Regions from separate parts of the Mus musculus genome. Here region 1 is linked to region 2. The links are chromatin loops, found by intact Hi-C in ENCODE. Cell type or tissue: heart. All regions are shown on one strand.

Region 1 (5,000 bases), 63 kb after region 2:
AGTGTCACCCCTCCAGGTGCCTGCACAGTAATGTGCTCAATGTCAATTCCCAGCATCAGAAAGAGAGCTGATACCACTCAGAACCTCGTTTTAGGTCAGCGCTCCCCAAGCCTCCATCAAATGACACCCCAGGACTCCCTCACATGCAGCTCTTTGCTAGTCCTCAAGATCCCCCTTTAAGGTCTAAGGCAGGAGAAAGACGGTCAGCTAGAGAGGGGAAGGGATCTGTGGAAGTCAGTGGGGAAGAGAAGAACATACAATGACATGTGTCTGCGTGTGATGACATCATGGCAGAACCCATTGCTTTGAGCTCCAGCCTAAAAAGCTTAATTCCCTTTTAAATTAAATCTTTTTTTTTCAATTTACAAAATTTGTTTTAAAAGGAAACAGGGCTGAAAGAAACGCCACAAATAGAAAGATGGTATCTTTGCAAAACACTTAAAAATATACACAGCCTTGTAAAACTTCAGTCCCTTCCCGGCACTGCCTCTGTTATCAATGCAGACCACACTGGGAACTCCTGGCACAGGCCAGCAAGTGGATTGGGCCAAGGTGAGTCTAATGTCACAAAGCTAGCTGCAATCCACTCTGTGCTACTCCACACCGTGCACTTTCTCCTTCCCTCCCATTTTCCCCCCACATCAACCTGGCTCATGGGGAGACCACGGGCAGAGAAGCCTCAGGCAGGGTTGATCCAAGACACTCCACTGCCTCCAACTCTCATTTAAGGAAGCCAGTCAGTCATGCACAGGTCTCTGGAGGCTGCCAAATACAACCAATTGGCTGCCTCCAAAACTTCACTGTCAGTCACCTGACACCCTGATATCACCAGACAGCAGGAGGGAAACCAAGGGACAAAGACAGAAAGACAGAAAAAGAGACTCTTAACACAGCTATAAGTCTCTGCCCCACTCCTCTGTATTGTTTAAAACTACAAATACCGAGTTCCAAAAGGAGTGTGTGTGAGTGTGTGTGTGTGTGTGTGTGTGTGTGTGTGTGTGTGTGTGTGTGTGTGTGTGTGAAGGAGGGGGTTGATGGGGGTAGTATGTGTCTGAAAGTAAACTGAAATACTAATAAACATGTAACTGCCAGCATATTTCTCTAATTTATTTTTGAAACTTAGGGGATAGACTGAGAATATAGACAATAGGAGCTGAACACATTTACTACTTCTAACAAGATGTCTTTAAAGATGCTAGGTTTTTTAGATGTTTGTTATTAAATATCAATCATTGGTCATTTACAAGGTGCTAATCACTTCCTCCAGACTTTGTTTTACTTCATATAATACTAGGGAGTATGTGGAGACCTAGAAGAGGATCATTCTGAGGATAGGCTCGGTCTACTTTGAGCAATGGGGTGAATAGGTTTGGGGTGAGTGCCTGCTACAGCTAAAAACTGGCAAAAAAGAAAAAACCCAGAGGGCTTAGATGAAAAAGATCCTGAGACAAAGCCTGGACTACCAGGAAGGATTGCTGTGATTGATGCGATGCCTTGCATAGTACTAGAGGCAAAAGTGTCACTACATGTAACAAACATTTGCCATCTTAACAGAAGAACTGATCCATCTTCCAGAATGCCTAGGGGTGCCCACACAGGCGACAACTGCACAGTGTCAGTGGATGCCACTCATATACAGAGCTTGACATCTATGAAAATTCCTGAACACAGCTATACATGTATACAATCCTGCCCTCATGATCTCTCGGGAAAATTAAACCTGGTCTAGGAAATGAAGCACTGGGCTGTAGAGATGATCTTCTCTTGAAGAAGCAGTTCTCAGGGCTGGAGAGATGGCTCAGGGGTTAAGAGCACTGACTGCTCTTCTGAAGGTCCTGAGTTCAAATCCCAGCAACCACATGGTAGCTCACAACCATCCGTAATGAGATCTGACTCCTCCTTCTGGAGTGTCTGAAGACAGCTACAGTGTTCTTACATATAATAAATAAATCGAAGAAGAAGAAGAAGAAGAAGAAGAAGAAGAAGAAGAAGAAGAAGAAGAAGAAGAAGAAGAAGAAGAAGAAGAAGAAGAAGAAGAAGAAGAAGAAGAAGAAGAAGAAGAAGAAGAAGAAGAAAAGAAGAAGAAGAAAAGAAGAAGAAGAAGGGAAAGTTGTTCTCATGTGGGTCATGACCCCTTTAGAAGGAGTCAACCTACCATCAGAAAACACAGATATTTACATAGTGATTCTTAACAGTAGCAAAAATTACAGTTATGAAGCAGCAACGAAAATGAATTTACGGTCAGGGATCACCACGTGAAGAAGCGTATTAAAGGCTCACAGCATTAGGAATGTTGAGAACCACTGCTGTAAAGGGTTCATGCCCAGTGCAAAGAGCCTAAAACGGAAGCTGCAGGACCCTTGTCCTCACTTAATGTGTTCTCTGTCTTCTAGAAAGTTCCTTCCCCTTTCTGGACCTCAGTTTTATAGACTCTAAAATTATTTAGACAACAGTGTCCTCAGAATTGCTGCCAAACATGTGGTGAGCTTTGATGTTGGCTTTGCCACTACACGGTTCCTATTCCTCTGGTGCCATCCAATGTGCATGGAGAGTTGCCCTCTCCACCTTCAGCATTTTAGCTTCATCCCAGTGGTGACCATGTGACTGAGATACATCAAGCAGTGTGTGACTCAACGACCCCTGACCACAGAGACTCTTAGAGCCAGACCCATAGCCCAGTCAGGCCCAGTGAGATGCACAAGACTGGGAATTTTCTTAGTGCTTAGAACATGGTTTAATATCTCCCACTGGCTGGGGATCTGGGAGGATATAGCCCCCAAGAAGTGTGGACAGTGCTTCAGGTGACAATGAACAGAAAGTCTGAAAATAGGACCCTTATCAGAGTCATGGTCCACAAATAGAGAAAACATATCCTGGCCATGCACTGTGAGCTGTGTGCCCGGCTTCATCTGCACCAGGCAATCTCTAGCATGAGCAAATTCAGTCCTCTCGCTTCATCAATTTGGGGTGCTGGATATGCAGGTATGATCTAAAGAGTGAATTTCTAACTCTGGATGAAACGTGACCTTACTGTCACTAACAAGAGCCACACAGAAGGAAAGTATGTGAGGTACTTTCTCCGTGCCACCCAGACACATCTCAGATCTTCCCATGGCATGTAATGAGGCTGGGAATGAAATGCACACTTCCCACACACCAAGACTTTCATTTCCAAATGCCACCAAAGTTGTCACTGGGAAGGGGACTATAAATTTACATTTTCTTATTACACATTCCACCAGGACTCTTTGGAAGGCCTTCAGATCTAGTCTGCAGAACCTGCCAGTAGGAAACTGTAGATCAAAAGCCAGGCATGGAGATGCATGCTTATAATCCCAGGACTGGGAAAGTAATGACCAGTGGATCCCTGGGGCTTCCTCAATAGCCAGTCTAGCCTAATTGCTGAGCTCCAGACCCTCCTCAAAACACAAAGTGAGCAGCCGCTGAGAATCAATGCCCAAGGTGACCTCTGCCCTCTAATATATGTGGACACTAGCATACACAATACCCTCACAATGCAGACTCTAAACCAAAATTACAGCCAACCCTTATGGCTACCTATCAGATGAAAGGATCTATTTACAGACACCGGGAGATGGGCAAGTAGAACAGGTCTGCTTCGTCCACACAGTTGACTGGTCTGTGTGGCCACCCCTAGATCAATCAGACTTATCCAATTGCTCAGGCTTGTAAAGACTTCCTTGGGAATGTGGAGAAAGGAGGTGGGCTTTTGGTGGCTCCTTCCATTCTGAGATGTACAGCTTGGGACTTTTGCAGTCTTCATTTTCAATCCATGAAGCAGGGAAGGTTTTGTTCTGTACCGTGAATATAGGAGAAAAACACCAGGCATCTATCTATGTGAAGTTTGCCAAGGGCCTTCCTGGGGTCCCAGGTTCCTTTTGCTAAAACAAGCCCAGTTACACACTAGCCTTCAAACTGCACATTATACACTGTTAAGTAAGACTAAATTCTGATATACGGGAAAACGTTAAATCACTTAGAACCCCGAGTTACCTCCTCAGACATGATTTCAGCTAATATGCTCATGCACGCATCACTTTAAAGTGGTAAATACATTCAGATAAATGCATCATCTGATAATTTAGTTACTGTATGATCATCATAGAGGTTGACTAATATGAACCTTCAGGATCTTGCCTGCTACCCCACATGGACCATTCAGTGTGACCTATTGCTCCTAGGCTACAAAAATATGCAGCATGTGGCTGTCCTGACTACAACAATTTGTTGTAACAGAACGATAAGTGTGTGTATCTAAATATACAGTTCTAAAACAACATGCTTGATGATAGAGACTTTTCATGGGACACCCCCCATGGGACCGATCATTTCTGCCACTGACTACTTATAGATTATTTCTTGTTCCTTTCTCTCTGCAAGGTGAATTAAAAACCCAGATATCTCTGGTATGTGGTTTGTAGACACTTTACTGTTTCTTATGTAGTTAGTTATAGATATTTTTCACCTTTTTGTTTGGAAAGTTGTTCTTTTTTTTTATGATTGATCTCTAAGAATTTTTCTAATATCAAAATAATATGAGTCACACTGCTCAAGACATAATTTAATATAACCTTTGTGCTTTAACTTGGCAATGTGGGAGTTTTGAAATAAAAGACCTTATATTTTTAAGATTTATTTTGTGTTTATGGCTGAGTGTTTGCATGCATGTCTGTGCACGACCTTTATGCAGCGACCCCAAAGAACAGAAGAGAGCATCAGATGCCTTATAACTGGAATTTAGAGACTGTTTCAACCGTTATGTGGATACTAGGAAGTGAACCCAGGTCCCCAGGTCCTCTGCAAGAGGAGCCAGGTCTCTGAACTGGTGAGCTATCTCTCCAGCCACAATATATTTTTATTTATATTTTTACAACTATTCATAGTTGGTGCCATGTTTTTTTAAAAAGGATTTTCTGATTTTTAAAAAATATTTACCTACATTTTCTTACTTTTATGATTTGTTTATATTAAAATTTCTA
Region 2 (5,000 bases):
TAAGGCAGTAGGTCTTACCCCTAGGTTATAATTTTTGTGTATAGGACTGGCTGATGTGTGTGTCTTCCCCCACAAGCCAGGCAGGTGCTGTCTGCCCACCATAAGTGTTCTCTACTCACCCTCAGCTGTAGACCCCCAAAGAATGTTCACGAAAGTGAGGGAATCTGAGGAAAACCAAGGAAAAAGAGAACACAGGGAACAGAGAAGAAAACCCTTGTCACCCAACTGTGTCTCACACCAAAACCCAGACGACACATGCAAACTCTGAACCTCAGAATTAAGTTTAATAGTTGTCTCCTTTCTTTAAAACTAACAAACAAGAACTCAATTGATTTCCTACTCTAAGCCTCCATCTGCCAGAGTGAAGGGTTACATGAGACCTGTGAGAACACTCTACCCACTCTGCTTCCCAGTCATGAACTAGATGGGTGGCTCTATCTGTCATGAAACTACTAATTTCTTGACTGCCCCCTTAAGTATGGCATGGCTACACTCTGTGTACCCTGCATAGGGCACAGAACCCTAATCCCAGGAAACACTAAGAGCCTTCACTGTGAGGTCTCTTGATCTCCTTGGAGATCCTCCTCAGAAAGCCACCGAATCTCCATGGCCTTTATGCAATGTCCCTGCACAATATAGGAAGTGGCATGCTTAGAGATGAAGACCTAAGAGTTTGCTACCTACCCAGGCTCACCTTTCCCTTCTATTCCATTCCACAGGAAAACTAGTGGGTGCCTCCACTTCTCTTGGCCCCCAAACACACTATAGTATCTCTTACAAAGATTCCAAAGCCACACAGTGGTGATGCACTTTTTTTTTGTTTTTGGTGATGCACTTTTAATCTGAGCACTTGGAGGCAAAAGCAGACCTAGCTCATCTACAGAGCTAATTCCAGGATACCCAAAGCTTCCCAATGAAAACCTATCTGTAAAAAAACAAAAACAAACAAAACAAAAGATTCCATCGGGAGGCAGAGGCAGGCAGATTTCTGAGTTCGAGGCCAGCCTGGTCTACAAAGTGAGTTCCAGGACAGCCAGAGCTATACAGAGAACCCTGTCTAGAAAAAAAAAAAAAGATTCCAGACCATTTGTAGGGTGAGGAGGCTGCTTCTGCTGACAGGAGTCCTTGAAGTGAAAAGGCCAAGCCACCTCCTTGCCATCCAGACAAGTCATTTACACTTCTTTCCCTGCCTACACCCAAGTCTCAGCCACCTGCCACCTACCAAACGCTTATGAGGTGAGGTGAATGGGTAGGATGAGATCCTAGCTAAGAGAGGAGCCTTTCAAGGGATTAAGAAGCAGTAGGTGGACATCTGAGAGGCCACTGTGAAAGCTGGACTCAGAGACTCTCCTCCCAGTCATGATGTCCCCCCCTCTTATTTGCCTCTCCTGCTTTAAGGCTGACTTTCGTGACCCTGATGGTGTAACTGCTTCTACCTTTACAGGGAATTAAATTCAGACTAACTGGGTGATGATAAATGTCTCCATCCACTTTCCATTCCCATAATGCCAGAAGCTAGGTACTTTACAAAGAAAAAGAGGTGTACTTAGCACGCAATTCTAGAGGATGAGAGCTTACAACTGGATGGCCCATCTCTTCGAGCCCTGAGGAAGGGCTTCTGGCTATGTCCAACACAGCAGATGGGAGGAGAATGTGTGAGAGACCATGAGTATTGAGAGAGGGAGCAAAGCCCTGGAGAAGGGCCAGGCTCTCTAACAGAGCTTCTCTAATAAGACCTGATGCACAACTGTAGGGCAGCATTGATCCATTTGTGGGTTGAGCTCCTCTTAAGGGTTCTATATCCTTGATGGTACCATACTGGGGACTAAGCTTCCAGACCATAAATATGTTGCAGCAAATCCTCTCCTATCCATAGCATTAAAGATGAAGGGTTCAAGGGCAAGATTCCTATAACAGATGGGTGGTGAACCATGAATACAGTTAGCCCTCCTGGGATTGGGCTACTGAAGAGAAAGGTCCTCAGCCCCTCTTCTCATCTAATCAAACCAAAAGGATTTCCTCATCCCTGGAAACAGAAGGGAGTGTCCCTCTCTTATCAGCCCCTCCAAGGTCCACGGAATACCAAGAAAGAGGGAATTGAAAGAATCTAAGAGACAGAGGAAGGAATGTTGTGGAATGCTGCCCTCTGGACAGGATGTGGCCACTGCACATGAAAATACTCAGCTTCTGTAATTATCTGTGTAAGACCCATACATGACTTGTCCCATCAATATTCCTTTATGAAAGAATGAAGACCTCCCAAGGCTCCACCCCTCCGTGGGGTGATACAGGCAGTTAGTGGTTGCTGGAGTGACGAAGAGTTATGCTCTTCGGTGGCGTTAGCCACTAACAAGATAAAGTGCTCCTGTAAATAACCCCTACCTGTGCTCTTGTAAGAAACTGTACAAACGAGCCCCTGCCCACCCAGCTTGTAAGCCACAGCATGCAGATGCCAAGCCAAGAGATGAACATGAGACTCCAGCCTGTCAACAGAAGCATAGTCATAGACTTTCACATCTGAGCTTCTGACCAGAAAGCATTCACCTGAGCTCCGCTGTTATCACCAGCAGCTTCCGGCCCTCCCAGGGAGATCGGCCCATCCCACTCTGGCTGTTGCCCTTGGTTGAACCTCAGGAGACTGGGAGGAGTTATTTTCTTAGCCGATCTGCAACAGCCCTGCTGGCTCCTACCTCAAAGGCAAAGATTCCTCCTCTAGTTTGTTGGCACTGGTTTGTGCCAAGGATCCAGAGAGAGGACAGGCTCTGGCCTCCCATGGGCCTCTGCCAGGCATGTGAGTCAGGACCGGGCTGTAGTCAGAGGAGCCATTGTGACAGAGATGTGGAACTCAGTCCATGGTGTCCTCTCAGGTCAGGTATCTCCTCACCAAGAATCTGCACAGGGCCCTGAGGTGCGATAAGCAGGGAATATGCAGAGACTTCACTTCTTCTTGTCCTACACGGAAATAAGAAAGCCAGGAGACAGAATACCAATGTTTATCTGGACTGTCAACAAAAGGTTATGAGCAAAGGAGTAACTGGGGGAAACACATAGCTTTACAGGGACAAATACTAACAGCATAGCCTTCTGGAACTGTCCTAGATGCTCTAGGGTATAAAAGAGTCATGTTGGAGTCTCCCCATTGTACAGATACTGCCCAGGTGAAAGAGTCAAGCTATACAGTGAGCTGTGTTCATTTTATGCTCACTTACTGGGCACTTACTCCCTGGGAATCATTGTTCTGGGACAACTTACAAACTGCTCCTGCACACACAGGGGCTACCTGCTCAGGAGCTGCGGCAGTATCTTACCAAAAGAAGAGTAGGTCCAAATGAGTGTAAAGGGCTATGGCTTGCAAGGGAAGGAACTTCTAGGAATGGAGATGGAAGATGTCAAGAAGTTTGCTGTGCAAACTCAGAGAGCACTGTGGGTAGAACAATCGGTGCTGCCAGGAAGGAGAGATGGGTGCCTCCCATTCCAGTCCCACTTCCTTTTCTTTCTTTCTTTCTTTCTTTCTTTCTTTCTTTCTTTCTTTCTTCCTTTCTTTCTTTCTTTCTTTCTTCCTTTCCTTCCTTCCTTCCTTCCTTCCTTCCTTCCTTCCTTCCTTCCTTCCTTCCTTTCTTTCTTTTTTGATTATTTTTTATTAGATATTTTCTTTATATACATTTCAAGTGCTATCCCAAAAGTTCTCTATACCTTCCCCCTGCCCTGCTCCCCTACCTTTAAGCACCTTCCTCACTTGAAGCAAAAATTTTGCCATCTGTAATACAACTAAGATGCTAGCAGTGTAGGTCTCAGGAGGAGCAGGGAATGGAAATGATAAGGGAACAGAAGCCTAATGTGTGGCACCATGCTCACATGAGCTGAACAAAAACCTGTATCCACACCACTTTTAGGGAATGAAGTCGTGGGACACAGGGGCAAACCATTACCAGGTACCCAAGAAGAAAAAGAATCTACAGCTTTTTACTGTCTGGCTGTGAAGCAAGGTGGACCGAGAGGCAAGCCCAGAATTGGAACTTGACTCTGCCTGGCATCCAGTACCTGTACACTTAAACTCACTCCCAGCTCTGCCTCAGTCTTCACAACCACAGAATGGACCAAATGTTGGAGCTGGGCATGCCTCAGATGTGACATGCAACAAGAGCAAAGGAAATGTGACAGAAATAGTGTCACACAGAGGCCCACAGATTATTTCTTGTACTCTTGTGATTTGAACTAAGCATTGGACTGAATCCCCAATAAAGAGGAGGAAACCTAGGTCATATCTATTCTTCAGGTGGCCTTCCAAAGTTCTAACCTGACTCTAAACCTGACTGTGCCCCCATACCTCTTGGGGACATCGTTAAATGCAGTCTGGCTCAGGAGGACTGGAGTGTGCCCAAAGGAGAGTGCTACTGGGTCACAGAACACCCTCTGTGTGGCCAGGCTCTCCGAAGGCCACAAAAGCCAAGTGGTTACATAACCCAGAGCAGGCTGGTAGAGAGAAGCTCACAGGGAGAGGTGGGCCCTGCAAGTGGGTTCAGGATACACAGCTGTGGGCCTAATGATAAGCCTTGTGGGTGTCGGGTGTTGTCTAAATCCTATCATACTTATATTTCCCGAAATGTTCCTAAATGATGGATGTATTTTTGTCTTGGTTTCACAGATTACCAAAAAAAAAAAAAAAAAAAAAAAGCTACGGTCCAAAGAGATTGCATCACTTGCCCAGTGTTACACACCGTGCTATCCACAAGCCTCCAGTGTCAGAGCTGAACCCAGGGCAGATGACAGTGATACATGGTGCATTCCTGGACCAGCTGCCCCTCTAATCCCACAGCAGAGGGACACCCCCTGACACAGCACACTCTGAAGCTTGCTGAGAGCTGAGTCATTTAATGGCAGTGGCTTTAGGAGCCAGTCTCCAGCCTCACTGGCTCCTGCCGCACACAATATTTCTCTCCTTTCCGCACTCTGAACAGCTACATCCAATGTCTTTCTTTCACATTTCACAGGGTTTAAAA

The links. Hi-C counts contacts between places; a loop is a spot of excess contacts. Peaks named below come from ENCODE experiments on the same cell type or tissue, not always from the same donor. Only the 100,000 strongest peaks of a DNase experiment are listed, where the experiment ranks them.
Region 1: a loop joins it to region 2, with 2.1 times the contacts of the local background. A loop is called at or near these places in 2 of 42 quality-filtered maps.

What each region holds. Positions count from the first base shown.
Region 1 is chr11:43,863,649-43,868,648 of GRCm38, reverse strand. It overlaps a transcript of Adra1b not described here. Among named protein-coding and RNA genes, the nearest start is that of Adra1b, 30 kb to the right of the region's middle. In heart, no CTCF peak of the experiment used is centred here; DNase peaks (open chromatin) are centred at 728 and 2,718; H3K27ac peaks cover 2,335 bases.
Region 2 is chr11:43,927,081-43,932,080 of GRCm38, reverse strand. No RefSeq gene overlaps it. Among named protein-coding and RNA genes, the nearest start is that of Gm12153, 30 kb to the left of the region's middle. In heart, no CTCF peak of the experiment used is centred here; DNase peaks (open chromatin) are centred at 2,720 and 4,440; H3K27me3 peaks cover 227 bases.